2 separate regions of the Homo sapiens genome follow, and region 1 is linked to region 2. Evidence: chromatin loops called from intact Hi-C (ENCODE). Cell type or tissue: endothelial cell of umbilical vein. All regions are shown on one strand. Each heading gives the region's core, and the rest is flanking DNA. Links, peaks and the distances in the headings are about the cores only. Region 1 holds the start of TMEM174 (transmembrane protein 174). Region 2 overlaps FCHO2 (FCH and mu domain containing endocytic adaptor 2).

Evidence for each region. Peaks named below come from ENCODE experiments on the same cell type or tissue, not always from the same donor. Only the 100,000 strongest peaks of a DNase experiment are listed, where the experiment ranks them.
Region 1: it touches region 2 in a loop (9-fold over the local background); 5 of 110 quality-filtered maps call a loop at or near these places.

What each region holds. Positions count from the first base shown.
Region 1 is chr5:73,158,810-73,174,308 of GRCh38, reverse strand. TMEM174 (transmembrane protein 174) reads right to left here and starts at 1,116. Exons shown (of 2, transcript NM_153217.3): 1 at 440-1,116; 2 at 1-249. The coding sequence starts at 1,065. The coding sequence ends at 144. In endothelial cell of umbilical vein, for the core only: a CTCF peak has its summit at 3,566 (motif pointing right); a DNase peak (open chromatin) is centred at 3,578; H3K27me3 peaks cover 1,356 bases.
Region 2 is chr5:73,075,176-73,091,619 of GRCh38, reverse strand. FCHO2 (FCH and mu domain containing endocytic adaptor 2) reads right to left here. Exons shown (of 26, transcript NM_138782.3): 21 at 14,127-14,282; 22 at 13,308-13,440; 23 at 9,638-9,837; 24 at 8,795-8,859; 25 at 3,867-4,031; 26 at 1,098-3,552. The coding sequence ends at 3,530. Among named protein-coding and RNA genes, the nearest start is that of TMEM171, 37 kb to the left of the region's middle. In endothelial cell of umbilical vein, for the core only: a CTCF peak has its summit at 8,332 (motif pointing left); a DNase peak (open chromatin) is centred at 8,319.

The sequences.
Region 1 (15,499 bases), core at 1-8,000, 87 kb before region 2:
CCCTTGAATGATCTCTGTCAGGCTGCCTGGGCGCTGCTGTAACTTCTGAAGGTTACAACATAGAACACCACGGTTGTCAGGTAACAATGACGGAAACACTTGCTCCCTGAGCTGAGCATTGTGTTATTATATCAGAATAGCCTCTAGCGAGGGAGAGAGTATATTTCTTCATAAGGGGGAGGAGAGAAGCAGGCACAGGCCTCCTCTTCCAGCTGTGTCTCTTCTAGCTGGTCAACATCAGGATTGGGCCTGAAATGTGAGCAGAAAACACAGGTACATTATGGTCCAAAGCACCATTCACAGAACCAAGGCTGCCATCGTGGGCAACAGGCTAAGAAGAGATTCACAGTCTCCCAACACCTTATTCATGGACCAAACAGCCACAGATCATGACGGAGATGGCTAGAAGGAGTGCATTCCCCCAGTAGACACGCCATACCTGTGATTTCCACCGTCCGTGAAAGAAAGGCAGCCCTCATCAACCACAAATGCAGAGTTATCTTGAGGGTAGATGGTGTAGTATTGAGGAGGACTTGACATGGCGGCTGCTGCCCCTCCAGAGGTTATGAGGCCGCAGGGGCTCACCACAGACTGCAGGTAGCTGGTATTTATCCCCATAGGCTCTGGAGAACCATAAGGAGGAGGGATGTACTGCACCACAGTGGCCCCATGGAAGGTGATGGGTTGGTTGATGCCAGTGAAAACAAATGATGGTCCTCCTGGTGTCTGTTCCGAGTCCGGGACCCTTTCCTCACTTTCTTTGCACAACTGGCAGGAGAGCATTTTGAACTTGCACACAGCAATCAGGATGAATGTCACCCCAACTGACAGCAGGACGGGCCCAAGGAGCTGGGTCCATTCAAAGTGGGAGACACCTTGGTATTTGATCCAGCCCATGACAGTGAATGTGATCCCCACCAGTCCCAGAAAGATGCCTGAGAAGAGCAAGGTGGCCCCCGCCTTGTCATCATCGGACACCTGGATGTCAGCGGTGCTGGGTGTGTAAGGAGTGACGGAGAACACATTGACAGGGAAGTCCTCCAAGCGGCCGCTGCCCTGCTCCATTGCTCCTTGTGGGCTCACCCTGCTTCTTAGAGTGGAGAGGATTGTGAGAACCAAGGAATCACAGGTCCAAATTAGTTATAGAAGAACTTAGGGCTTGTGCTTAACAGGGTGTAACACACAGAGGGCTGGACCTTGTTTAGAAGAATAAAGGTCTGAGAAATGAAGCCTGAAGTTTTCTCATGTATTGTCAACAAGTGGAGGTCTCTGTTTTGCAAGTCAATGACAAGCTGTCTCTCTAATTCACATTCATTCATTCACACATTCAAAAATTAACTTATTGAGCCCATCTTTCTCTTTCTTTTTCTTTTCTTTTCTTTTTTTTGTTTTGTTTTGTTTTTTTAGGGTGTGGGTCTCACTCTGTCACCCAGCTGGAATGCAGTGGCACAATGATAGCTCACTGCAGCCTCAACCTCCTGGGTCAAGCGATCCTCCCACCTCATCCTCTCCAGTAGCCAGGACTACAGGCACACATCACAATGCTCAGCCAATTTTTAAAATTTTTTGTAGAGATAGGGTCTCATTATGTTGACCAGGCTGGTCTCAAAACTCCTGGACTCAAGTGCTCCTCCTGCCTTGGCCCCAGGAGGTACTCTTCTATAGCAATTTAAGACGCTGCCATAAGACCCTGTTTTTGTCCTACCCAACTTTGTAGAAATGGCAGAGCTCCCTCAAGGGTCTCCAGCAGTGAATGGGGCCCTTGATATATCCACACATGCACAGGAGTCTAACCTGATTTACCTAGTGGTTCAGTTCATTAGGAATAGACAGACACCTATTTCTTGACTGCGTGTGTATTCCTATCTACTTCAAGAACCCCTAGCTGTGATGATACTTAAACTTTAATAACAGTTCTCACAAAGCCCTGAGATCCTGTTCTTTTCTGGCCAGCCCCACATGCCTTTTGCTTTCTGCGTTTGGGGAGTAATTCCAGCTTTGGGAGAGGAACAACGTCATAGGAAACCTTTTTATGCACTGCATCACTGCCAGTGGTTGAATAAGCATCAGATATGACCTGGCTCACTAGGACACATGCTTCGGACCCTCCCTCCATGGTGGCCACACAGTTCCTGGTCTTCAAGGTGAAACAACCAGCTGTGTTTTGGAACCTACTATGTTTTACAACCAAACCCAAGTTGATGTAGAGAAGACAGTTTAATTTTCAATAACATTATCTGTCATTCATGACTGCAAAACTTCCAAACAGCCCCATGAGTTTCTTCCTCCACTGATTAATAACTGTAGCCTTCTTTCCTTCCTAGACAGATTTTATTCAAGCCGATGCTCTCTGCAGTAATTAAATATTATATTAGCTCCTTTTGCAGAATTGAGAGGGCTGCCGTCTTGCCCTAAGGCAGGGCTTCCTAAACTTCCCTTGACAAAGAAATCACATGGGCCACTTTTTTAAAGGACAAAATGTGAGCTCCCATTTCAGACCAACAGAACCAAATATCCAAGGGAAGGACCTCAGGTGATTCATCATCAAGAAATCTTAGGAAACCCAACCCCAGGTTAACCTTAAATGCTTCTAGGAGACCAAAGGACATTTTTCCCCATGAAAATGCCTCTCCCTGCTACAGGACAAGGCTTGTAATCTCCTACTTCACTGCCAAACAGATGGAAAAGCAAGCAGGTGACCCCTGAGGTATCTTCCTGGATGTGCCTTGGAGCAGCAAGGCTGGAGTGGAGTTGCTATAGGAACAGGCTGCCCTTTTTCCCACTGAGCTAGATCAGAGATCCAGGAAAGCCAGATTTTCTCTTTAACTATAAATTTCTGGTAAGTTAGCCTGCCATTATTTTCAGGTTCTTAACTCCTAAGTTAACAGTCAAAACAATCCCTGACATTTAGAAAAAAGCTAGGATCTCAAAACTGTCTTCTAAATCACTCAATTTATGTTTTCCATTTGCCTTTAGCTATATCCACTAAGAATAACTGGGAAGCCTGAGAGAGTAGAGGAAACAGATCACCCTCCTTTAGACAGCTCATGAATGCAAACTGGAACTGCTTTCAGAGCAGAAAGATCAGAAAGTTCTCCAATTACATTTTCAAGGTCCGTTTGACTCAGCTGCTTCTTCCAAAAGCCCCACCTCTGTCTAGATGGTAAATAGCAATTTTTTTTTAAAGCTAACCAACTGAATTCAATAGCATATTCAAAGGACTATATGCCATGACCAAGTGGAAGGCAAGGCTGGTTCAACGTACAAAAATCAATCTATGTGATGCAGTATATTCACAGAATGAAGGGGAAAAAACAACACACGATCATCTCAATTGATGAGTGAAGGGGAAACATTTATTGAATACTTACTATGTACCAGGTGTAATTCTATACATTTAATATAGGTGACATAATTTCATTCTTTTAACAACCAGGTTACAGTCAAGAAAACTATGCTGATTATTAAGCTATGGTGACTCAGCTCCAAACCCACCTTTCTAAACTTCTCTTTGTCTCAGACTCTCAAAGCACACTTTTCCTTTCCCAGGCTGCTCCAGTTAGGCTTTGCCAATAGGGGGTGCTACAGGGAGACTTCAAGGTGGGAGAAAGGAGAAGGCACTTAGCAGTTTCTATTTTGCTTGCTGTTACTGTCAGTGTCACTCCAACAACAGTTCTTCTTCCTGGCAGTAACAGTTCCAGTTTCCAGAACCCTCCTCCTGCCCTCCAATCAGCCTCACTGTGCCCCTTCAGGGAAACCAACACCAGCCACTGTTCTTTGTCCAAGCTCCTGAGATGCCAGCATTAGCTGAAGGACGTTTTCTACTCAGAGAGCTGCATCCCAGCTCCACAAGGGCCCTTATCCAAGCTTCTGATTTCTAATATAAGCCCAACCTCTTCCTTTTGTTCCCCCAGCCTGCTTTCACTAAGTCTAAGTGTTCTTAGTGTTTATTTTTTGCCTTTTCAATCCTCCAGTATCTGTTAAACTAATTTCCTATACCAAATTCTCTCTATTAAAATAACTGGTATAGTTTCTGTTTCCCTAAGTGATTCTGACTGATATGTCGTATTCACAGTGGGGTTAGGAAACATACCTGTGAAGATGGGATTCTGGAATTGATTTGGTCATATTCTTGGCCTCAAATACAATGCTGAGTCCTCATCAATGAAACATGGGATATTAGTAGATCATGGCATGAAGTGGCATCAAAACTAATAAAAATAGCACCTGTAGTAGGTTGTGAAAAATTGCCTATTGGAGCAAATGCCTTGGGGACCAACTGGCTGCTACACTTAATCACTATGACAATAATGATGAACTGCAAGTTCTGTGGGATGGAGATGGCCACTTCAGAATGCCCTGCAATACTTATAAAAGGAAAAGTAACAAGCTCAGGTCTTTAAATTCAGCTCAAGTCACAGTCAGAGAACCAGAGAGTTTCTGTGGTGGTCCTAAAAGAAACTTGTATCCTATATTTACAGGGCTGACATCACCAAAAGTCAACAAAATTTAAATAGATATCTTTCTATATAGCTATACATCTGTGGAGGCTACAGCCACTCCCTCTTAGATGCTAACCCACCGTGTTCACTGCTGTCTAACTCGTTCCAGGAATGCCTTTAAAATGCCTGTTTTGGAAGGGGAACATCACACACCAGGGCCTGTTTTGGGGTGGGGGGAGGGGGGAGGGATAGCATTTGGAGATATACCTAATGTTAAATGACGAGTTACTGGGTGCAGCACACCAACATGGCACATGTATACATATGTAACTAACCTGCACGTTGTGCACATGTACCCTAACACTTAAAGTATAGTAAAAAAAAAAGTCTGTTTTATCTACTGTTCCTTGCATGAGAGCATGTACTTACTGTAAGCCCTGCCCTTAGATCAAAACAACTTTAATGTTATAGTACTTACCATAAATCCTGACCTTAAGCAATTGTTCTACACATCCCTTCTGAAGCATACATACCCTTTCCCTGAGGTATGTAAGCTCTGGGTCTGGTGAGTAATGGTATAGGATCCACCATCTTGTCTCATGGCTTCCAGGAGCATGGCCTCTGTTCTTAAGTCCCTATTATATGTTCCTTTCTGAGAAACTGGATTTGTCAGCCTCTTTCCTCAGCCTCTTAGCTTCCATGGCCTTTGAGGATAGGTTTGCATAAACCTGCTTACCATGGAACAGTATCTATATCTACATGCGATTGGTTCAGTTTCTCTGGAGAACCCTAATAGACAATGATACTTAAAGTATCTATGGTAAGTAGTGATGCTGTACAGAGTAATCATAGATAAAACCACAGCGCAGGCCTCCAGGGTTTTAGAGAAAATCCATGCTGCTTCTGCAGGCAGCTATTCTTCTTTTGAGACACAGCTCATGATTCTTTACTGGGCCCTGGCTACTGGGCCCTGCATCACCCTAGGACACTGAATGACCCCTGAGCTGCCAATCATGACCTGAGCATATCTGACCCACACAACTGTAAGTTTGAGCATGCACAGCAGTGATTCATTATCAAGTAAAAATGGTATTTAAGAACTTGGACATGAGCAGGTCTAGAATTACAAGTAACTACATAAACAGGCGGTTCAGAGCCTTACACTTACTCTTACTGTGTGGCATCTTCTCCTACAATCCAAACCTATGGCCTAGTAGGGAGCTCTTCCCAGCTAGATGACTGAGGAGAAAAAATCTTAGGTCTTGTGTATACGTTATTCTGCACAACAGTGGACTGCTGAAGCATTATGACACCCATCAGGAGTGTCCCTGAAAGATGCTAGAAATAGGGTAGAATGGAAATCCTAGCGAGCAGAACTTCAAGCAGGACATTTGGTTGTCCATGTTGTCTGAGCTGAGAGATGGCCAATAATACAATCGATGTTGGTTCATAGGCAGAGGTGAGTGGTGTCCTAGGTTTCAAGGACTCAGAAAGAACAAGATTGGAATGTGAGTAACAGGAAGTATGGTGAACAAGTATAAGGATATCTCAAAGTGGGCACAGAGTGTAAAGATAGTTGTGTTCCCTGTGAACACTCACCCAAGGGCATCCACTGCAAAGGAGGCTCTACCAGTCAGGTGAACAAGCTGGTGTATTCTGTGGATATCAGTCAGTCTTTTCCCCCAGACATCAGTGTTTCCTTGATAAGCCCATGTACACAGGATGCAGGCTACCATGATGAAAGCATGAAGGCGATGCATGAGCTTAAAACTAGTAGCTAATCTGGCTACCATCACTGTTGAGTACCTAACCTACCAAAAGCAGAGACCAATGCTGAGTCCTCAGTGTGGCACTATTCCCTGAAGATCACAGCCAAATATCTGATGGCAGCTGGATCATGGTGGACTCCTTCCAGGAGGGGCAGCAATTTGTCCTTACTCAACTAAACACATATTCTGGGTTATGGATTTGCCCTCCCTCACTTTAATACTTCTACCAGCATCATCGTATATGGTGTGCAGAATGCTATATTCACCATGATGGTATTCTGCAAAACGTTGCTCCTGATCAAAGAACTTAGTTCACAGCAAAAGAAGTACAGCAATGATCCTATGCTCATAAAATTCATTGCTATAATTACATCCTCTATCATCCAGAAGCAGCTAGCCCAAAAGAATGGTAGAATGGCTTACTGAAGGTTCAGTTATAGCACCAGTAAGGAGATATCACCCTGATTAGATAGCATCTTGGGTAGGTTCCCTAGAAAGAGATGCTGAGGGGGTCACTTGAATGCCATAGATTTGTTGGAGAATGCTCTAGGAAACAATGCCTAATGGGAGTGAGGGTAGCCAAATTGCACAAAGGGAAAAGTTGAACTATGATGCAGTTGCAACATAGGCTTCAGCTGAATGCTTAGGTCTTCCTGGAGCTTGAATGCTGCTTCAGAATTGTTCCAAATTGAAGTTAAGGTGCCAGGCCTTTGTATTCCCGTATCGGCCAGCGACTGGATGCAGGTTGCCACCAAGAAGGGGACATAATCTTGGTCAAGGCGGCCTTCTTTCCTGCTGAGGAAAATGCCCAGAGAGGAGTGTAGTATGAACGGTCAGCAGGCAACACTTCTGGTAGTTGGGGGAATAAATGCCTCAGTCTTAAGGTGGATCTGAGCAGTGTTCCACAGCATCCGCCATAGATGTCATTTCATCTCCAGGATAAAGTACATACTTTAAACCAGCAAGCAATATACAGCATTGTTTCTTTCATTGTCAGAATACATGGGTCTAGAAATTAAGGAGAGAAAGTAGGAGTGACTCCTCTCACTATCACACCTGATAATCTACTCACATTATTTTTTCTGACTGTCTTTCAACTTTGACCTGGGAGGTCTTAGTCTTACTGTTGTGTACCAAGGGACACAACAATAGAAAAGTGACACTGCCACTTGGCCATTCTGAGCTTCTCATGACCCTGAACCAGCAAGCAAAGAAGGGGTTGCTTTCCTGGCCAGGATACTTGCTCTTTATTACCAAGAGGAAACTAGGATGCTACAACATCATGGGAGCAGAAAGGACTATATTTAGAACCTAGGGACTCTCTGGGACCTCTCTTCATATTTTTATGCCCAATAATAAAAGTTAAAGGAAAATTGTAATGACCGACACACAGGACCATTGTGGATTCAGATTCTTCCAAAAAGAAAGCTTGCGTCACTCCACCAGGTAAAGAACCGATCAACTGAGGCCTTGATGAGGGCAAAGGAAACAGGGACTAAGTAGTGGAAGAAAAAAGTTACAAATATCAACTAGGGACTCATGGCCAATTGCAGGAATAAACGTGGTAGCAGCTCTGCATAGCTTCTTCCTTAATTGTTATGTATATATTTATTTGTGTATACAAATCAATTTCTTTTTCTGCCTTTCCTCCTTCCCCTTATTATTTTACATAAATATTGTTGTCTGTGGTTAACTTTACAATTTAGTCTTTATCCAGATGGGATTGTGGCCAAATTTGAGAAGAATGAACATTGCCCAGAGATGAACGCATGAATGATTCTTGGAAGTTTGTATCTCCCATTTCAAGGAGAGGATGAGGGCATCTTTATTTGGACACCAGTTTCATCTTGTTATGCAAAGCACAAAGTGGTTTTTGTTTGTGGATACAAGTGCAAATAATGTATAGAAGGCTGTGTGTGGATGCTGAGTAGCCAAAGGGGTAGATGGTGGTAGTTATCAAGCTATTGTCCCTCAGGTCCAAATCCATCCTTCTCTACTGTGTTTTGTAGTGATGGGGCTGGGACTCCACAAGCCACATTTCACCTGGCTTGCTATTAGGCATTGCCACAGGAGGCATTAGAGGGAGGCTACAAGGTGGAAGGAGGGAGAAGGGATTTGCTGTTTTCTGTTTTGCTTGCTATTTCTGTTATTTCACCCAGCAACGCTTCTTGTGGTAGTCACAATTGGGTCCAGTTTCCAGTCTGTCCCCATATCCCCACTCTCATTGTACCCTTCAGAGGTACTAGCACCAGCTGGACAGTGCCCTCCTGAGAGGTCTCAGTCCCAGCCCTAGGGGTCTCTCCCCCAAGCTCTAAGCCCTGATACCCTAACTGCTTTGCATTGATTCCTCAGCCCTAGAAGTGGTGGCTTCTTCCTATTACATCAATGTTTCTCTTTTGTCTTTTCAATCTTCTACTATCTGTTTAACCAATACCCCAGATTAATTTCACCATTAAAAATCACTGCTGTGTTTCTGTTTTCATGAGTGGATTCTATCTGAAGCAGAAATGGAGGGAAAATTAGAGAGTGGCAGAGCTGAAATGGAACCCAGGTGGCATATTAGAGTCTCATTGTGGCTTCATTCTCTAAAAATGCTTGGTGGCTCCTGTGCTGTTCCTGTCAGACATATGACATTTCTGAAGACACTGTCTAATTATTTTTCAGATTGCTGGGGATAGGAGTTGATAACCCACCAGCAGTCTGAATTTTTGTGTTTTATCTTAAAAGCCCTTTGAATTTTTCATTCCCCTCCCTGCTCTATGGGGATTCTTTTTAATTTTTTTGAATATTAAAAAGATTTACTGCCAAGACAAAATAAAAAGGTGAGTTTCCTACCTGTTTCAATGAAGTAATATTTTCCACATCATAACAATTTGTGGTACTTGTTAGAAACGCAGATTTTCAGCACTATTGGCAATGAGTGAATCAAAAACCCTGGATGTGAGGCACATAAATCTGAACTTGTATTATAAGTTCCCCAGATGATTCTTGGGCAGATTGAAGAGTGAGAACCCCTAGGGTAGTGGTGAGGTGTTATTGCATTAAATATATAGACTTGGGAAATTTGTCTAATGGCTAGACAATTTCTCTATGCCTGATATCTCAACACTTCTAGGAGCAAAAGTCCCATTAAAGGAAGTAGTTTTGCCCTGCTTTGATAGCTACTTCAGGCTAATAACAGGAAAGGTGGCAATGAGATGGTATGGCCAGGGACCAAGAAATACCCAAATCCTGCCACCCACCCTACCACTCCCCATGACTTCCCCATGGGAGACAGAGGCACAGAAGCACAGAACAAATTTACTGCTATAGGGCTTGAGCTGTAGAGAATGCCCCCATGCACAGAACTCAGGTAAGCTTGGCTAGAGCGCATGGTCAAGGCTGGAGGCCTCCCCTAAACTTGAACATGACCTCAAAGAAGCATAGGAAAAGTGATAACCAGAGAGGGCCAGGGCATGCAGACTCTCTGAGGACAGAGATATGTGGAGGAGAATGGGAGATGACATAAAAGATGATTGGGTCTCCTTCTACCTGCCAAAAGGCTCAGCCATCTTACCATCTTAACGCAGCAGCCACGTAAAAGAAGGAAGTAGAAAGGAGCTCCATTTAACCAAGTGCCCTTTTCAATCACAATGCTACCACCCATGTGTAAACATAGTCCAATTAATCTAGAACTTAAGCGAGGAGATTCATAACTACTCCTTCCAGAGAAAAGCATCAGATAAAAGATGATACCATCCAGGAATTTCTTTGGTGAAAATAAGAGAAATTCTTTTAACACTAATGCCAAACTTTTTATCAGTACAGTATAATTAAATGGTCTCAAATGGCTGATAGTCTCAGTGGTCAAGTAAGGCTCTTCCTTTAATTCTCAAACTTCATTTTTACTGTTAGGGTGTCACATGTAATAAAAACACATGGTTTTCCCTTGCAATTGTTGTTTGAGAATATTTAGCATAGAAACTTGAAAAACATTTGTTAACCAAGCCAACTTTGTGAGCAACCTTTGTTATTAAGGTGAGCTATTAATTCATTTGCTTTATCCAGAATTTTACCCTTTGTACTGGGTGGAACATACCTTCTTTGAAAAATGGAAATAATAGGCTGGGTGCGGTGGCTCATGCCTATAATCCCAGCACTTTGGGAGGCCGAGGTGGGCAGATGGCTTGAGGTCAGGAGTTCAAGACCAACCCGGCCAACATAGTGAAACCCTGTCTCTACTAAAAATAATAAAAATAAAAATTAGCCGGGCATGGTGGTGCGTGCCTGTAGTCCCAGCTACTCGAGAGGCTGAGGCAGGAGAATCACTTGAGCCCGGGAGATGGAGGTTGCAGTGAGCTGAGATCATGCCACTGCACTCCAACTTGGGCAACAGAGTGAGACTTTGTCTCAAAAAAAAAAAAAGGAAAGAAAGAAAAATGAAAATGATAATTTACATTATTCACAACTTCTCAGAAAAAATATAGAAAATAATAATTCAATCCTGAATTCAGAAAATCTGGCTGGTAAGTTTTCAAAGTTATTAATCATTTTTTTCTTTGGGGTCCATGACAAAGGAAATTATTTTAATTTGTTGAGAATGCATATATTCAATGTGCTATTTCCTTTTTGACAAAGCTTCCTGCTACTTAATTCCCTTAAGTAAGGAAATCCAGAGGCCAATTCTTTGTGGTGGTGTTCTCAATGGATGCAATGGCTACTGAAGAAACCTTAGGACCCCATCTTATTGAACTATTTGTACCAGTTATTTTATCTGATCAAGCTCTGGGCACGTCTTCACAAGCATTATCAATGGGAGCTGTCTCCCTTAGGGCTCCCCCAGCTCTGATCCTTGTTCTCCAATTGCAGCAAATAAAAGGAACTGACTGAATCAGAGATTAAATGACATGTCTTAAGATGCAGTTCACAATGACAAATGAAAACTGGTCCACTAGGCCAGGGGTGATGGCTCACGCCTGTAATCCCAGCAGTTTGGGAGGCTGAAGTGGGTGGATCACCTGAGATTGGGAGTTCAAGAACCAGCCCGGCCCAGATGGTGAAACCCCATCTCTACTAAAAATACAAAAATTAGCCAGGCATGGTGGCACGCGCCTGTAATCCCAGCTACTCAGGAGGCTGAGACAGGGGATTCGCCTCACTGCACTCCAGCTTGGGCGGCAAAGCGAGACTCCATCTCAAAAAAAAAAAAAAAAAAAGAAAAAGAAAAAAGAAAACTTGTCAACTAAAATTAAATACTTTTTAAAAAATTTAAGTTAATCAATCGGTCATTTAGCAAATTAGTCTTTAAGCAAATTGACCTAAATTCATTTTGCATAAATAGAACAAAGACCTGTAAAATGGTTACATCCCTTCGGTCTGTGCTTTTATCAAAATGTTCAAAATTAATTTTTTGGGAGGTTGGCAATATTTACTCAAATTTAAATTTTAATCTCTCACTAATTATTTATATATGGCTTTTTAGCACATTCAGATTTTTTTAAATAAGAGCACCCTTTTTGGTTTAGACTGCCTGTTTTGACCTAAGTTTTTCTTCAGCCATGTCTGGAGAGCAGTGCCACCTCCTTCCAAAGCATTTGTGACAGTGACCTTTCAGGAAATTGCAGGCAATGTTTCGTTTGCTAGATGGACTGTGGTTTATAATTAGGAAGGACTGTGCTTCTTACTAACACTTTGTATATCTACTTCCAGATATTTTTTACTTCTGCAGGTTCACACATCTCATAAAAATGAAATCTCATTAAACTTGATTTTTCTGGCCCAGTGCAGTGGCTCACATCTGTAATCCCAGCACTTTGGGAGGCCGAGGCAGGCAAATCACTTGAGGTCATGAGTTCGAGACCATCCTGGCCAAAATGGTGAAACCCTGTCTCCACTAAAAATACAGGAAAATTAGCCAGGTGTGGTGCTGGGTGCCTGTAATCCCAGATACTCAGGAGTCTGAGGCAGGAGAATTGTTTGAACCCAGGAGGTGGAGGCTACAGTGAGCCAAGATTGCACCACTGCACTCCAGCCCGGGCAACCCAGCAAGACTCTATCTAAAAAAAAAAAATTATTTTTCTTCAACTCACCTTTTTACCTAGTAGCTCATGTCATCTTTCCCAAATTCATACAATTTTAGTTTTTAATATTTTGACAAGAATGAGTGATTCAATTATAGCTGGAAGTTTCTCAAACAAGCAATACAAAGATATCAAATAGATATCAAAGTTTAAGCTCATTTTCTTCTCCACAATAAAATCCATAATTTGAATAAGAATCTAGGGTAAACCATTTTTAAAACTTTATGAATGCATTGTTTTGGCAAGTCACTGGGAAAACAGCTTTAAATCTGAGTGGGGAAGAGTATAACTTGACACAACCTCTTTTTGGGGGGCTTGGCAATATTTACTAAAATTCAAAATGTACGTACAACAGAATTAAAGAAGCTACAAACATCTTCTAGGAATGTAACCTACATACTTACAATAGACACCTTACAAAAGGATACTTTAGCAGAATAGACAATGAATCACTATCTGTACTAACAAAGTACAGGGATGGGGAACCCTACATGTCCATCAGTAGTGGACTGGCTAAATAACTTATGGTGGTAAAATATAAGGTTCTCTTCCACTGTTAAAGAGCAAGTCAGCTGTACATACACAGGTATGGAATAATCTCTAAGATGTGTTATTGGTTGAAAAAGAAAGCAGAGTGAGTACTGTAGTGTGCTTATTATGCCATTATTTGCAAGGGGAAAGACATACACATCATTGAATGTCTGTGCATAAAATGTCATTGAAAGAATATGAAATAAATTTGACAGAAGAACTGAGAGGGTGTTCCAGTTATCTATTGCTATATAACAATCCACTCCCAATTTTGTGGCTTAAAACAGTTATGTGGCTTGGCTGAGTTTTGTCAGGCAGTCAGCAAGGGCTGCCAGAACCTAGAAGCTCACCTGAGTGGGACATCAAGATGGTTCACTCATGTGACTGACAGCTGATGCTAGGAGCTTCGCTGGCTCATCAACCAGAGCACTCACCTGTGTCTTTCCATGTGGTTTCTCCCGGCCAGGGGACTGGGTTTCAAGAGGAAGTGTCTTAGGAGCAAGTACTCCTGGGGTCCCAGGTGGAAGCTGTGAGGCGTCTTATGACCTGGCTTTGGCAGTCCCAGAATATCACTCTCATTTCATTCTATTGCTCAAGCAAGTCACTAAACCAACCCAGATACAAAGGGAAGGGAATTCGATTCTTCCTTTCTATAGTTGGAATGTCAAGGTCACATTGCAGAAGAACACTTGGGAGAGGAAATATTACCATCTTTCTCTTTGGAAAATACAATCTTCTGCAGAGGGAGATTTACTTTTCACTGTTCAGTCTGTGATACTGCTTGAATTTTCGTCCATGTGAACATCCAAATATAGTCCAAGATTTTAGATCAACCATGTTTATATACCCATTCACTTGTGGCTGGTTAGTAACCTCATCCTTCTTTACTGGCAAGTTTTCAGTGAGTCCTCAGGTGGTAACACTCTGTCACAATCAACAATAATGGCAGGTTCTGAATTTTTCTGAGTTTCTTACATATTTTCACTGCTTTTCAGACTTAGACATCAAGCTTCCTGTTTTTAACCACCAATCCACATTCCCCGTTAAAAATTGTAATTTTGAAATGATTATAGTTTAAAAAGATGAATAATGAATGACAGTATAACCACAAAAACAGAGTTTTCAGAGGTTATCAGAGACCTGCGGTGGGAAGTGAAACTAAGCGTGGTCATATAGTTCTGAACAAATCGTTTGATTGAACACATTGTGGTTGGAAGTAAATTGCTTTGTGGAAGCTGTGTGTGTGTGATTAAATGTCTTTTTTCAAAAGTTTGGTAGAGTGGCAAACCCATGTTTCAAAGATCTGTCTGCTTGTGCTGTGATCCTGCAGGGTAATCTATTGGCCATATTCACTTGGATCAGACTACAGACAGAACACTACCAGGTTCTCTGATAACAAAAAAGCCCCAAAATATTTCAACAACTTATAGCACATAAAAAGCAAAATAAAACAAAACAAAGCCACAAGCTTGGGTGACATGGAAAAACAGGAACCTGCATGTTTTACTTGCAAATACATGTCTCAAAACCCTTCAAGATTTCCAAAATTCAAAAGAATGTCTTCCTAAACATTTAGGTAAAAATGGCACCATGTGGCCTCCCCTACGCTGGTGCACCACAGGAGGTGGGGGTTCAGGAAAGAGGGGTTGGGGAGAAAAGAGAGAAGCCACAAGAAGGGACCTGGACATTCTTCTCTGCACTGTAGGACCCTGTCAGTGGCCACCACTACCTGGCAATCCTGAGATGATCAACAAAATCAGAAAAGGTCCGGATGACAAAATCAGACTCCAGAGGAAGGTGGTTCATGGGTCCACGTGGATGTGAGAGGAACACAGGGTCAGGATGCATAGTCTGCTGGGAAGCCTTCTGAGAAACCCAGGTGCTAGACCTGTCCTGGTGTCCAGCACAAGGCGGGAACATCCTCCATGATATTCCTCCAGTCTTTAGGGCTAGATCAGTGAAAGTAGGCAGATGTCATGGCAAGGGGTGACTACGGTCAGAAATGCACACCCTGCGCAGCTCTGTACCTTCAGAGGGCCACAGTTGCAGACCTGCAGGGAGTAGCAACGAGGATGGGGTGACCTATGCCACTTGGCCCCACCCCCTCAAGGACATGCGGCAAGAGGATCCTTGCACAGTAAGGACCTGGATGGAGCAGACGCGGAACCTCGACCCTAAGAATAGATTCTCTACTTAAATGAGCATCAGGTGTCTATAAGTCATTTAGGGGGAATATTTGGGGGAAATCTCAATTATAGGAATTATCTACTCACCTGTTATATTTACTTGAATTGTGTTGGACCATGGCAGCCTCAAGGTTATATTCAACTTTTACAATAAAATGACAGGGTGGTTGAATCATGACTATACTATTATTAGCTACAGGATGGATCTTGTTGAAAATCAAAACTGTCCCCTCATTCTTCAGATTTTATTTTATTTCAAGAATAACAAGAGCCTGGGGGTGGTGGTTCACACCTGTGATCCCAATAATTTGGGAGGCTGAAGCAAGTGGATCGCTTGAGCCCAGGAGTTCAAGACCAGCCTGAGGACATGGCAAAACCCCACCTCTACAAAAAAAAATATATAAAAATTAGCCAGGCATGGTGGTGCAGCCTGTAGTCTCAGCTACTTGAGAGGTAAGGTGGAGAATCACTTGAGCCTGAGAGATCGAGGTGTCAATGAGCTATGATCATGC
Region 2 (16,444 bases), core at 4,758-12,757:
ATGCCAATTCTTCTGGGCCTGGCCCATAAAAACTCCCATCTAATCTTTGCTTTTTCTTCATCTGCCGGCCAAATGAAGATTTTAAGCAGAATCACAGAATGGGAAGAGCCTGGGCCCCTGAATTACTATATGGAGCAGAACTCCTCCTCAAACCTACTTATGACTGTGATAAGAGCAATGTAGTAAGTATTGTGCTTAGCTATTGCAGCAGCTAGCATCATTTAGTCTAACAGAGGTGGGAATGGGATGAAGAGGAAAAAGGAAGAAAACGATGGGCATATGGTATGAATGGTGAGTGCTATCAGATCTTTCCACAGGTTCCTCTGCCCTGGCCTACCTAGATAAATTAAGCTGTTCCTTTTTTAACACAGATTGGCAACATTTTTTCTTTTTTTCAGACAGGGTCTCACTTGGTCACCCAGGCTGGAGTGCTCTGGCACAATCTTGGCTCACGGCAACCTCCACCTCCCGTGTTCAAGCACTTCTCCTACCTCAGCATCCCGAGTAGCTGGGACTACAGGCATACGTCACCATGCCCAGCTAATTTTTATATTTTTTGGTAGAGTTGGGGTTTCACCATGTTGGCCAGGCTGATCTCGAACTCCTGACCTCATGTGGTCTGCCCACCTCGACCTTCCAAAGTGCTGGGATTACAGTAATGCGCCACTGCACCCAGCCCAAAATTTTCAATAGTTAGGATAAATTCTTTCTTTTCTAATTTCCTTCTTTTGCTCCTTCCTAAATTTACCATTTTGGGAGGCTTGATTGTCTTAACTAATTCTTTGGAACATTATGATTTTTGAACTGTCTGAGACTGTGTTCCTGAGCAACTGGTTAGGAAGAAAGTCTGCAAAAATTTAACATCAATTTAAATATATCTTAAAATATATTAAAAATAATCCCTTGTTAAACAATTTTGACACTTTGGGATATACTCCAAATGAAGCTTTCTATATAACCAATAAATAACAGTTCGATCTGTACGCCTGTTCAAACAGTAGTACAAAGTTAAAAACCAATTACTTGGCCAGCTTGCCTTGTCCTAACATTATGATATAGCTATTACTATCAAGTACAAAGACACATAAACCAATTGATAAATTATATATTACATGTTTATTAAGAGCACAACTTTTATGTAAAATTTACATTTAATGAAAAAAATCAAAAATATTTACAAAATCTTGGAAGACAGATGTGCATTGTTCTAATTACAATCCAAAGTAGTAAATAACAATCCTTTAAAACTCACATTTATTAGAGTTGTGTTTACAAATTCTTGGTTAAAGAGGCAGCTACAAAGTTTATCACTATATATAAGCAAGAACCAGCTTGCTAGGTACATTTCCCATTGAAAATCTACTGGTCTCTTTTACACCATTAGTGGATTTTTAAATGGAAAAAAAAAATCAATATAAACTCATATGGCTTCAAAATTGTAACCTGTACCCAATACTTGGTATGAAGACTGTGGTAACTAAGAAAGTGCAGAAGTTTAACCATTTCACTAATTTGTACATTTTTAGGTAATATTTGATTAAAAACAAACACGGTAAGAACAGTGTCTGAATTCCAATAATAAAATATTGGCTGCCCTAAAAGCAGTTTGATTGCAAAGCAAATTACAGTTAGAATTCCAGTAAGGGACTGTAATTGGCATTTAAAAGAGCACAATATAAGAGTTAGAAATTCTAATTTAGCTCACTATTTAGTAAAGATTAGCATTTTAGCAAATTATCTTATGTGCTGCTTTAGTCAAATGTAAATTCAGACTTGGGCTAACATTGAATATATAAAAAAGCATATACTGTGTTATATATTGCTAAAGAGTAGATTTTCTGCTGTATTTAGTACAGCAAGATGTTACATAAATGTCTAGTAATAGAGGTTTTATTTTCTGTGAAGCTTAACGGAACAATTAGTGGTTTTATATAAATTATCATATATAACACAATTTATCACTTCTACTAGGCAAATAAAGGACACTCATATTTATTATTATAAATGAAATTCCCATTTGTAAATTATGAAACCTTATCCGAAATATTTTATTTCTTCAATTAATCAAGATTTGCTACTAAAGTTAGGTTTCTTACTATTTAGTATTGGTAGTTTATTTTTAGAAATGTTTAACCAAATATATCACTTCAAATAATTTCCCTATTTTTACAAAGTAGAAATTGAATAATTAAAATGTACAAATTGGTAATTTTTCCAATTGTTGAAATAAAAACAAATGGCAGTGCTTCTCCTTCTGTTTCCAAAATTAATCTTTTAAAAAATGCATCCCTCACAAAATACCATAAAACTCATGTTCACAACACAATCAGTAAATAAATGCATAAATTTTCAATGATAAAGTATCAAGGAAAATGCTAAATTGAGAGTTAAAATACCAGTTACCAATTTAGCACTATAGTTTTTTTAGAATTTGTTTTAAAATTCACACACTTTTGATGAGGTTAATGTCAAGTATCTGAAGGTAATCTTTCTTCCTGTAAACACATGCCATTGGGTTTATTTCTCTTTCTAGTGGCTACAGTGTATCACCAAAGAAGTGAGCCAGGATTCTTAAGTTAGGCTTTATGACTCTGAATCCCCTTCCCAGTTGCAGGCCAAAAATATTTACAAAAATTGCAAATATCTTATAAAAATGCTTGATCACTGTAAGATTCTGAACAGAAGATTCAGACTGAGAAAAAAAGTGAGGCACATTAATGAACACAAATTGTATAGGCACATCTCTGGTTTTTGTTATTGTTTTAAAAGGCACACATTATGCAATTCCATATAAAAATAAATTAAATCTACAGCATTAATTCATCAAAAAAATCACAACTCCTATAAAGTTAACTAACTGCAGAAGTAAATGTCTCTGCTGTCATTTGCAAGCTTATTTTAAAACACATTGCACTTGAGAATTTTTTTTAAAAATCATATAAAACATCACTTATACTTTATTAATATGTTTATGAGAATCAAATTATAGATTTTTTGCATACAACTTGGACTCTGGTCTGATTACCTTATGGCACATAGCTCAATTTGATTAAGTGTTCTGAGTTAACATTACCCAAAACTTAGAATTCATGTTCTATTTGTATCCACTGAATATCAAACTTATGAAATTTCAAAGTTATCTCTGACTCTAAAAATGTATGGAAAGCTAAATTACTTTGTGCTTGCTCTTCTGAAACTTTAGGCCTGATATTACACTATAACCCTTTTTTTCAACATAGACACTGGAAATAATTTAAAAATTAATCCTACAAAAACTTCATTTTTACTGAGAATCTGAATAAATGTGCTTCCTGAATATTGTAGTTGATCATTTACAACATAGAGAATCATTTCAGTACTATTTATTTCAATGACTCACTTTAAAAGTGCGATTTAATGTTTGTAGTCAGCTCTCAAATATGTCTAAGTTTGAAAGACATCATACAAGTTAAAATAGTGTTTGGAAAGAACAGATAATGCAGAATGGCAGGTTTGTAATCCCTGAAGCCACATCACTTTCCCAGGTCCATCAACAATCCGCCAGGTATCGTCCTGAAAAACGCCAAGCAGACCTTTGCAATTACAATTTCAAATGCACTCTAAGGACATTTTCCACTGTGGTTACCAATACAAAACTCTAGTTCCCATCTGCTATTTACAGTACATTAGAATCAGATAACAGGTGTTCAGCTATACTGACCGTAAGAACTCTCTCCCAGGTGTGTCTCTACCTGGCACCTTGTACCAAGGGTTAAAGAAAAAATTTCCATGTCTTTAGATTATAAATTGCTTGACAGTTTTTTAATAACTGTTAGAATACAAATGTTTCCCATGTACATTAAAAAGTTTGAAATCTCCTAACTTACCAGTAGCAAACCGCTTCTTTATTAAGGAAAGCCTATAGCCAGTGCCCACAAGTTCGAAATCTACTCCTGAAAGGGTACTTCCCTCGCTGAGGAATTGTACTGCAAGTGTCGTGGGTTTACTAGGTCCTTCTGAAAGATCAAATTTTGCTCGGAGGGACCCAGAACCTACAAAGAAAAGAATAAAGCACTTACACAGGGTAAAATACATTTCAAACAAAATAGAATCAAATGAGCAAGTAAGCTAAACTACATCAGTCCTGTGCTACATTCATTAGATGTGCACAGTAAACAAACTATTATCCTGTTTCCAAATCTCATATTTTTTAGTGAATATCAATTTTCATTAAGTAAATAACCCATGCTTTTCTTTGACTCAATACTAATCTTCAGAGATGTTAACTACTGGACTCCTATGCTATATGCATGTTGAGGCGAGTCAAAAGAGAAGAAGGAAGTAACTGAGGACAGCCCAGAGAAAAACCCTAGGAGGGATATAGGTGGCATAAAGTTAAAAAAGAAATGACTACTGAGTAGTAGAAGAAGTAAAGATGGAAAGGTAACTACGGTTGGGAAGAGTTGTATAACATTGCTATTTTCTATTCACTTTTCTTTTTAAAGTTTTACTGGTCTAACATAATGCCAAGTAGGTATTTCTGAGGTGTTTTGTTTCTAGTATCATCACCATTTATTCAGTATACTTCAGTCTAATGGAATGGCAGGAACAGTAAACCAATAATTATAATGAATATTATAAATGCTGTAAAGGAGCTCTGAGGAGCTACAGGCACAAAAGCACCTATCTCAGCTGAAAATTATAAATGGTGGTGGGGATGATGGTGTGTATTTTAGGCAGAAGTTACCAAAGATACAGAGACAGAGCATGATGCATTTAACGAAATAGCATCTATATCAGATTAGCAGGAGAACAGGATACAGGTAGAGGGGAGTGGCAGATGAGACTAGAGTGGTAGCATGGGCCAGGCCATGGTAAGAAATTCATGATGTAACCATGGGAAGTCACCAAAGATAAGGAAGACAAGAACATTTCAGATTAGTGTCTCAAAAGGGAAGAGAAGCACAAGATGCAAGGTTGGGAGACCAACTGCAAGTCAAAACAGTTTAGGACTCTAGATGATAGGAAAGGGGGATCTGAACTAGGGCTAATAAAAAGGAAAGATATTAAGAAAGTTATTTGAAAGATATTTAGGAGTTGGAATCAAGAAATGAGAAAGGAGGAGTCTAGGAGGGTTCCCAGGTTTCTGGATAGAGCAAATGGACAGAAATGCTAGGTACTAGCAGTAAGATCCTGTGATCCCCTGCACAGAAGCTTAACACTACACAGAGAAATGGAGAATAGGATGTCACAACATTGATCCAACTTGTATTATTATGCCTGGAGGCATAGATCAGTAGTGGAGATGAACTGCTGCCTTATTCTTAATTACTATCCAGGCCCTCAAACTTTTACAATTCTTGATAACCAATTTGGTTGTGCAAAAGTTCTACCATAGACCAAGAGCAACAACCTTGACAATCACCTTAGAAATATTTCCTGTCCCTCTTCTGAGTACACAGTCAGCAACAGAAAACAGATTTCTATTTTACAGAATTTTTTGTGTTTTTTTTTTTTGAGACAGAGTCTCTCACTCTGTTGCCTAGGCTGGAGTGCAGTGGCACGATCTTGGCTCACTGCAACCTCCGCCTCCTGGGTTCAAGCGATTCTCCTGCCTCAGCCTCCTGAGTATCTGGGATTACAGGCGCACACCACCATGCCTGGCTAATTCTGTATTTTTAGTAGAGACAGGGTTTCACCATATTGGCCAGGCTGGTCTTGAATTCCTGACCTCATGATCCACCCGCCTCAGCCTCCCAAAGTGCTGGGATTTCAGGTGTGAGCCACCGTGCCCAGCCTATTTTACAGCATTCTTATTTATTTATTTATTTATTTATTTATTTATTTATTTATTTATTTATTTTTTGAGACAGAGTCTCCCTCTAAGGCCCAAGCTGGAATACAGTGGTGCAATCTTGGCTCACTGAAACCTCTGCCTCCCAGGTTCAAGCTAGACTCGTGCCTCAGCCTCCTGAGTAACTGGGACTACAGGCACGTGCCACCACACTTGGTTAATTTTTGTATTTTTAGTAGAGGCAGGGTTTTGCCACATTGTCTAGGCTGGTCTCCAACTCCTGGCCTCAAGTGATCCACCTGCCTCAGCCTCCCAAAGTGCTGGGATTGCAGGAATGAGCCACCATGCCTGGCCTTGGATATTCTTTTCAAAGGCTTGACTAACCACATCAAAAACCACATTTATAAGATTTTTCCATTTCCTCACAGAAACACCTGATACCTGAATAGCAGAGGGAAACTTAAAATCTGGTTAGAAAATTTGTATCTCATTTTTTTATTTTTTGAGACGGAGTCTCTGCGCCAGGCTGGAGGGCAGTGGTGCGATGTTGGCTCACTGCAACCTCCACCTCCCGTGTTCAAACAATTCTCCTGCCTCAGCCTCCCGAGTAGCTGACACTACAGGCACGTGCCACTACATCCAGCTAATTTTTGTATTTTTAGTAGAGACAGGGTTTCACCATGTTGGCCAGGATGGTCTCGATCTCTTGACCTCACGATCTACCTGCCTTGGCCTCCCAAAGTGCTGGGATTACAGGCATGAGCCACTGCACCCAGCCTGTGTCTTATTTTTGAGAGAACAAATTTCTTTCTTGTTAATTATTTACAATAGTATAGTTTCATTATATTGGGGAAAAAGATCCTTTTGTCCTTCTAAACTGGTTATAAGCCCTTAATGCAAACAGGATTGCTGGTTTACTTCAATTTAAACTAGGAATTTCAGCTTGGCTCACAAAAAGCTATATATTAATAGCTAGGGTTAAAGTCAATGCAGTTGGCCAGCTGAAAGTGGGCAACCTATAAGTACCAAACAGCAAAAAAGAAACTGAAGATTTGCTTGGTTATTTCACCCAATGTATGGCTCTCCAGTAAAAGTCTTATTCTGCATGGCAGGTGTAAATGAATAAACAACACAGACATATTTACGGTCCTTTCTACAGAAATATCTATGAGAAAAGCTACTGATATGTTTTATATTATGCTCAAAATATTCAAAAAGAAAAAGCTCAGCAACATTTGAAAAGCCAAAAAACCTATCAAATAGAGGAGTTATTGGAGACTAGGCTGAGCATGGTGGCTCATGCCTGTAATCCCAGCACTTTGGGAGGCTGAGGCTGGCAGATCAACTGAGGTCAGGAGTTCAAGACCAGCCTGGCCAACATGGCGAAACCCTGTCTCTACTAAAAATACAAAAATTAGCTGGATGTGGTGGTAGGTGCCTGTAATCCCAGCTACTCGGGAGGCTGAGGCAGGAGAATTGCTTGAACCTGGGAGGCAGAGGTTGCAGTGAGCCAAGATCATGCCGCTGCACTCCAGAGTGGGCAACAGAGCAAGGCTCTGTCTCAAAAAAACAAAACAAAACAAAACAAAACCAAACCCTAAAAAAACAAGCAGAAAAGTTATTGTAGACTAAAATTATGCATTCAAAAGAAGGCAGAAGAATTCTCTTTTGATTAAGAGAAAATAAGACTATGTTAAAGACTTGGCTGTCCCAAGAATTACATCCTTATTGTAAGTTGAGTTATAGAAGTGATCAGCTAGGACAGCCTTTTCCTTGGCATTATGAACACAAACAGATGTACTTAGTGAGAGAAGCATAACTTGCTTCTCCTTAAAATAATCATCAGAAAATTGAATGCTGCTGATAGTTAGCTTTAATAGGGGGAAATGGACAGGAAAAAGGTTCTTTTAGAGAACTGCAGAAGGCAAGGGGGCTTTTTTTTTTTTTTTTTTTTGAGACAGAGTCTCACTCTGTCACCCAGGCTGGAGAGCAGGGGCACCATCTCAGCTCACTGCAACCTCCGCCTCCTTGGGTTCAAGTGATTCTCATGCTTAAGTCCCCTGAATAGCTGGAATTACAGGCGTGCACCATGACGCCCAGCTAATTTTTGTATTTTTAAAACAGATGGGGTTTCACCATGTTGGCCAGGCTGGTCTTGAACTCCTGACTTCAAGTGATCCACCCACCTCGGCCTACCAAAGTGCTGGGATTACAAGCGTGAGCCACTGTGCCGGGACGGCAAGGGGCTTTTTAAAGCCTGGAAGCGTCTACATGATTTCTGGGAGGTCAGGAGAATCCCGTTAACAGAATGAACTAAACTGTGTTAAATCAGTTTCAATTAGTTATCAGGTTACCTACATGGAACATAGAGTTCTATTTCTTTAAATTTACTAGGTATAGTTTCTTAATGTTAGCATGTAAATATAAGAAGTATTTACATAATATTTATAAAGTTATGGCAAAATAAATTTTTTCTTATAGAGAACACATACTCAATCTAGATGAACAAATGTGTTCTGAATCTCAGCTGGTCCATTCTAAAGGTATTAACTTCCACCTAGTGGTCATTTCTAGAACTGAGGGCATGAAATTCCAGGAGGAAACTTTACATAAACTTTCCCTTAAAAAAGGTATTGCAGTGCTTCCAGGAACGGTGCACCCATGGCCAGGCGCAGTGGCTCACGCCTGTAATCCCAGCACTTTGGGAGGCCGAGGTGGGCAGATCACGAGGTCAGGAGATCGAGACCATCCTGGGTAACATAGTGAAACCCTGTTTCTACTAAAAAAAAAAACAAACAAACAAAAATTAGTTGGGTGTGGTGGCACGTGCCTGTAATCCCAGCTACTCAGGAGTCTGAGGCAGGAGAATCGCTTGAACCCAGCAGGCGGAGGTTGCAGTGAGCTGAGATTGTGTTACTGCACTCCAGCCTGGCAACAAAGCTAGACTCTGTTTTAAAAAAAAAAAAAAAATCAATTTTCAGTGACATCATTTTATAAATAAAAAAGGACACACACACTTACCTCCATTTTCTGATTTTTCTGAAATACTAGACAATTTCCAAAAGGCTTTCATTTGTTCTGCATTCCTGCAATAAGAACAGATATCTTCAGGTTTTGTGTCTAGTATAGTACCTGATACATGAATGGGACCTCAATAAATAAGTGTATTTTAAATATTTTCACTACAACAAATATATTGCTAAGTTTAAGTAGTATTAACTGGTGAAAATGTGTTTATGATATAGTATAAACATAATGCTGTATCTTTTTCAATTAATGGAAGTTTACCAAATTATGTAATTCTTCTCATTCCTATTGGTCAGAGAAAGTAAAATGGAATGTGTATAGGGATCAGTACCTTCATTAGTCAAGGAAGACACATGTTATTAAATGATGAAGTAACTATAAAGAGCGGTTAGAGTCTATACTAATACTAACAGAGGGGACAGGAGAAGTTGCTAAGAGATGGCAGTAACTAATACTATTAAACACTAATTAGATAGGTGTTCCTGTTCCTATAGACTTGCCAGATGCTATATTTAATCCATAAAATATTTGTATTTTTTAAATGAAAAAAAAAAAAAAAGAAGTTTAGAGAGGTCAAGCACTCTGCCTAATGGTAAAGTTAGTATGGAATCATTGAAGTCTGGGTGGTACTTAGAGCAAAACTAGTTTTGTTTATTTTTGATTAAGGTTACTATGGTTTGACTAGTAAAATGAACTGCATCTTTTACAGCGTGGTTTCTATGGAAAAAGGCACAAAAATTTTTCAAACTTCTAAGAAAACTTACAGAACTTGGGTTCTAGAAGTTGGGGATTGCAACAAAAATTTAGTGGGAATTCAGAAACGTATGTTTAATTTACCATATTGCAGGGGGAAGGGACTGCATGTTCGTTACTCCTCCATCCACTGGTACCACCACCTGTATGTTGGAAAGCACACTAGGTGCCACCATAGCTTCTGGATTGTATTTATAATCCACTCTAAGATCTGTGGTGCTAGCACTACATTTCCAGTATGTTGCAAGATTCAGAGGAGTGGACTGAATACCATTTGATGATACCTTTAAAGAGAAAAGAACAAACAATTGTTTTTGGCCTGAAAAGTTAAGAAGTCATGTTAATGACATGGACACTTGAACATGTAAGTCCACAAAATCAAAAATATCTAATGAGGGGACTATCTGTTGGCAGAGTGAAGCAGACCTATCTCAAAGGAGTAAGGATCATTCTCAATGTGGGGACCTACTACTACTTACATCAAAATTGCTGTGGTGCTTGTTTATAACACACATTCCCTTAGCTCCAACTGCAGAAAATCTGATTCAACAGCTTAGGGACAGGGCCCAGAAATCAGCATTTTATGAAGGAATTCTTAATTATGCGTGTAAAGTTTGCGAATCTTCCAACATTCAACACAGAATTCAAAGATTCTTCATACATTATAAGAATTCAGATTTAGAACACGAGAAAAAAGGTCACCACGTAGTACCACAAGTTGGAATTAGAATGCTTCCAACTTCAAATGTTTAATCACATGACTCACAGTAAATGTTATAATTCCTTCAAATTCTTAAGCTCCTTGTCCAATGGCTCCTTTTTAAGGAGACCTACTCTGACTGCTCTGTTTAAATTTACACTGAAAACTGTATTTTCAATCTTCCTTACCTTAGTCTATACTTTTTCTTTTTTCCATACCACTCATTTTCTAACATAGAATATTATGATTATTATTTTGAGGCAGGGTCTCACTCTGTTGCCCAGGCTGGAGTGTAGTGGCATGCTCATGGCTCACTGCAGCCTCAACCTCCTGGGCTCGAGCAATCCTCCCTCCTCAGCCTCTGTACTAGCTAGGACTACAGGCTTGTGCCATCACACCCAGAGAATTTTACATTTTTTGTAGAGATGGGGTTTCTTTTTATTGCCCAGACTGGTCTTGAACTCCTGGGCTCAAGCAATCTTCTCGCCTCAGCCTCTCAAAGTACTGGGATTATAGACCAGAGCAACAAAGTCCAGCCCATAGAATATTACTGATCTTTACTGTCTCCCTGTCCTACTCCCAGCAATTACATGCACTGAATAATACACATCTGTTGAATAAATGAACACCTGTAAGAAACTTTAAGTCAATTTAAGTGGCAGCACTTTTTTGTTCTTTAAGTATTTTTCTAGAAACAAGCCATTTTAATAAAATTACCCTATTAAAAACTAAAAAAATAGAGAAATATAAAGTAGGAAATTTATCCCTTGGAATCCTGGCATATATCCTTCCAGACTCTTCAGGCATATGCAAACATAGATCCATGTCATTCTTTTTAATGGCTATAGTAATTAATTTCCTCCTCTGCTGATGTGTATGTACTTAGGTGCTTTCTAAACAATGCTACAGCGAATATCCTTTATGCCTTATCTTCATCCAACTGTGTATTTCTGATGATTTCTGGAAGTGGAATTGTTGAATTAAAGGTTACATCTTTCAACAATCTAACAGAATTGCCTTCTAAGAGGTTTTACTTGCATCCTATTAACAAGTGATCATAACCTTCTTAATACTGGATAAAGCGAACTTTCATTTTTGTAAATCTGATGGGCTAAAACTGACACCTCATTGTTATCTTAGTATTGACTGCTCTCATTACTACTGACATGAAGCATCTTTCCATAGGTTATTTGTCTATTGAGTTATTCACATGTTGCTTACAAATTTACAAGGGCTCTTTGGGGTAAGCCCTGTGGTTCATCTTATGTGTCGTAAATACTTTTCCCACAGATTAAATACTGATTGTGTTTAAAGGTTTAACAAAATATTTTATAAACACACACATTTATTTATCAAATATCTCATTCTCTTCTTACATGGCTTCTGGGTTTCATATCATACTTAGGTCTTCTGTACTTCAAGATTAAAATATGTAATAAATATGTATTACATATATACACACACAGAGAAATACATATACAGTTGTTCCTCAGCATACTTGGGAGGGTGGGTTCCAGGACCCCTGTGTATATACTAATCTGTGCATACTCAAGAAACATAGTTGGCCCTGTGGGACCCACATATAGAAAAAGTTGGCCCTCTGTTTATACATGAGTTTTGCATCCACAATCATTGCATTTTCAATTGGTGTTTGGTTAAAAAGAATCCTCGTATAAGTGGACCTGCATAGTTTATAGATCCTTTTTGTTTAAGGGTCAACTGTATCTTCACCCATGCCTTTATTTTAGTACCTTTATGGTATGGTATCTTTTATTATTATTATTAAACCTTTGATACACATGGATTTTACTTTGGCTAAAAGTCTAACAGGGATTCACCTTAATTTTTTTCTCAAGTGTCTAGCTTGCTATCCTCAACATCATTTTTTGAAAAATTCATCACGTCCACATTGCCTTGAAATGCTACTATGTCGTATAAACAATTTTCCATTTATTCTTAGATCTATTTCTGGATACTCTAATCTATTCCTTCATCTGGCCATCTACTGCTGCGTTAGTTCCAAACTATTTTAAATACTGTCTATACTAAGCTTTCCCATTAAAGCTAAAACATTACTCCACTTTACTGTTTAAAACATTTCTTGCCAGGAGCGGTGGTTTGTGCCTTTAGTCCCAGTCACTCGGGAGGCTAAGGCTGGAAGACTGCTTGAGCCCAGGAGTTTGAGGCTGCAGTGAAATGTGATCATGCTACTCTACTCCATTCTGAGCAAGAGAATGGGACTCCATCTCTTTAAAATAAAAAATTCTTGACTTATTCTTGTAAGCTTTATTCTTCTAGAGAAACGTGAAAATGATTGTCAAGCCTCCAAACACAAAGACGTAACTCTACTGGGTTTCTGATCAGTATTATATTAGATGTATAAGTTAACTGAGAAACAGCTAAACTTCTACAGCATGAATCTTTCCATATTCAAGTCACTAGAGATTGTGTTGTGTTTCTTCCTAATTGTTCTTTGTGAATATTTTTCTCCACTAGTTTTTGTAATTGGTTTTGAAAGTTATTAATTTTGGTATTAATTACTAAACTGACCACCTATATTAAATGTCCTTATGTCAAATAGTTCTTCAATTGGTTCTCGTGAGAGGAATATATCACCTGTAAGCAATAATAATTTTGATTCCTCTTTCCCAGTATTTATTAATGCTTATTTTGTTCTCTTACCTGACTGTACTGGCTAACACATCCAGAAAACTCTTATATACTAACAGGATCTACTAATGGGCATCTTTGCCATTCCTAACTTTAATTGATTACTTTGGGAGTTTCATTGTTAAGACTGATACTGCTAGTCTTTTCAGCTTAAGGACAAATTTATGCATTTAAATTTACTCAGTATTTTAATCATGAATAAATGGTGAATTTTACCAAACTGGTCAAAATCTCCACTGGCTTATAAACAGATTTTCTAATTTCAAAACATCCTTGAATTTCTGGGAAAAAACTCACTTGGCTATGACATACTTATTCATTTATATGCTAGATTCCATTTTTTAATATTTTAATTTAGAATTTTTGCAATGTCGTGACACTCACCTGATACTTTAATACATCTACATTATAATAAGAAGCAGCTGGATTTTGCTCTGACAGCTTCTTGAGGTAGACTGTAACAGCTTGCATGTTCATCCAAAAATCTTTTGTGTTGGAATCACATTGTGATGGATCACTACATATATAAAAAATATATTTGTTATTTTATTGACTTATCTTTATGTTTTGCCTCTGTGTAGTAATTTGGTGACACAGGAAAAACTAGTAGAAATAAACCAAGAGGTGGGATGAAGGAAAATTAGATCAGGGGATGAAGAATGGAACACAGGAGAAGCTTGCTTGAAAGATAAGATGGAGAGAGAGAAAAGAATCTTAAAATAACTATTAGCACCACTGAAAACAAAATAAAAAGACAGCAGAAAGGTGTTTAGTAAGAATAATTTTGGTATGGTTTTCAAATTGAATATTATTATTTCAAAGAAGAAGGGGGAAAACATTTTTTTTTGAGACAGGGTCTAGCTCTGTCACCAAGGCTGGAGTGCAGTGACACGATCTTGGCTCACTGCAACCTCTGCCTCCTAGGCTCAAGCGATTCTCCCACCTCAGCCTCCTGAGTAGCTGGGACTACAGGAACGCACCATCATGCCCAGCTAATTTTTGTTCTTGTTTTTTGTTTTTTGTTTTTTTGGTAGAGATGGGGTTTTGCCACATTGCTCAGGCTGGTTTTGAACAACTGGGCTCAAGCAATCCACCTGCCTCAGCCTCCCAAACTGCTGGGATTACAGGCGTGAGCCACTGTGCACAGCAGGAAAGAAAATCTTAAAACGAAATTTCAACCTTCAAAACAAAAAGTACACAAACCTGAACACAAGCTGTGCATTTGGAAGAATCTGCTCTAGTCTGCTGATATTTTTCACCCTGAAGCACAACACAGCTGGAGTTGGATTGCTGGTGAAGACTTTAATAATTCCACTTGGAAATGACATTGTCATATCACCAGTGATCTTCACAATACACCTAAAACAGGGATTTTGAAAAGTGTTTAAATAAAATGCTCTAATCTCTATTTAAAGTATTTGGTTTAAAAAGGCACACGCGTGCACGTGCGCACACACACACGCACCTATATGTGTGTATATCTATATCCTTTATCATAACTATAGATTATTTTTTCAATTTAATTTTTAAAAATTATATACATGAAATAGTATACTCATCTAGCATCATCTTTTCCTGGAATTAAACTCTAAACACAAATGCAAGCACACTGATAATATTCCTTCACTTTTTTGTGATAACCATTCCCTCCCTGGAAGGATATTGCTTTCCTCATAACGCTATACCTAGTTGTGGCTATTTTTCCCTCCCAAACCCCAAAAAGCACTGGGCCTGGTGATGGTGATGGTAGCAAGGAGGCCCTTGCTCCTCATTGCTTCTTCCAACCCTCTATTCTTTCTTCCTTTGAAACATATAACTACATAGCCAAAACTCTCAACTGGACCCCTTTGGTAATCCTATCACATTTCCCAAGTCTATTTATTCTTCTTTTGGTCTTTTCCTAGCTTCCCCTTTTATCTCTAACCTGCAATAGTCCTTCCCCCAACTCTTAGCTGATGACTGTGCTCTTCATTTCACTGAGGAAATAAAAAAATAACTTCCTCATACTCTCACTAGTAAATCTACCTAACTTTTTATCCATATATTCTGCAGTCCATACTGTTTCAACAGATAATCAATTTCTGCACCTCAGGCCAATCCCAGCAATTCTGCACTGGAACTCATCTGCTCTTATATACTGAAGGACTTCATTCATGTGATTGTTCCCTCTTTTTTCTGCAAGTCCTGTTTTTCCATAAATAATGGATCTTTCCCATCAGCAGGCAGACATGCTGAAATATATATCATCTTTTAAAAAACACAAAAATGAAAATAAATAAAACCCTCCTTTGATTCCACCACCTCACTCCTGCTACCATTCCATTTCTCTGCTCCCACTTAGACCAAAACATCCTGAAATAACTGCATTTGTTCTTTCCAAATATAGTTGTCTAGACTGCATCACCTTCGGCTCCTGAACACTCTCAAAGCATACTTTCATCTCCACTATGCCACTAAAATCCTTCTTGTGAATGTCACCAATTATTGTCAATGGTCAATTTTTCTTGACCTGTCAAGCAGCATCAGATACAGGTTCACACCTGCCTTCAAGAAATGATTTATTCACTTAGTTTCTAGACACGGGTCTATTGGTTCTCTCCTCACCTCTCTTGCTGCTTGCTCTCTCAAATTCCTTTGTTAAATCATTCTCATCTTCCTGTTTTCTAAACACTGGAGGGAATCAAGACTTAGTTTTCAGATCTCTTTTCCATCTATTCCTTAAGGCCACTAATTTTGAGTATTATCTACAAACTAATTACACTACCAAGTATTTTATCTCTAGCCTAGACTTACCCCTTGAACTCCAGAATCATGTATCCAAGTATCAATTCAACATTTCCACTAAGATGTCTTAAACTTCAAACTTAGCATTTTGCCTCCAACAAATCTTGACAATTCTGTTCTCAAAATATATTCAGAATCTCATTACTACTCATCACCTGCTCTGCTAATACCCTTATACAAGCCACCATTATCTCTCACCTGGACTTCTGTAATTAATTTTCTAACTTTCTCTCTGCATCAATTCTGACTGCCCACCGCACCCTCTGCCCCCAGTTTATTCTCCATACAGCAACCAGCGCTCCTCTGAAAACACATGTAATTTCATCATTCCTCTGCTCAAAGCCTCCACTGGCTTTCCATGTTACTCAAAATAAATTCCAAATTCTTTATCATGGCCTACAATGCCTAACCTGGTCTCATACCTCTCCGGACTCATCTTCAAGTACTCTCCTGTTTACTCCTACTCAGTGACATGGTTTTGCTTGCTGTTTCTTGAATATACCAAATATGCTTTTACCTTGGTATCTTACACTCACTGGTTCCCTCTTCCTGGAATACTTTCCTCAGATATCTGCATGGCTTGCTCCTCCATGTCTTTCAACTACCTGCTTAAATTAACCTCAAAAAAGTTTACCCTGATCATTCTATCTAAAATAGTAGCCCTCTATCTAATGTTATTCTCTAGCCTCTAACCCTGGTTTATTTTTCTTCATAGCGTGTATCAATATCCAATACAT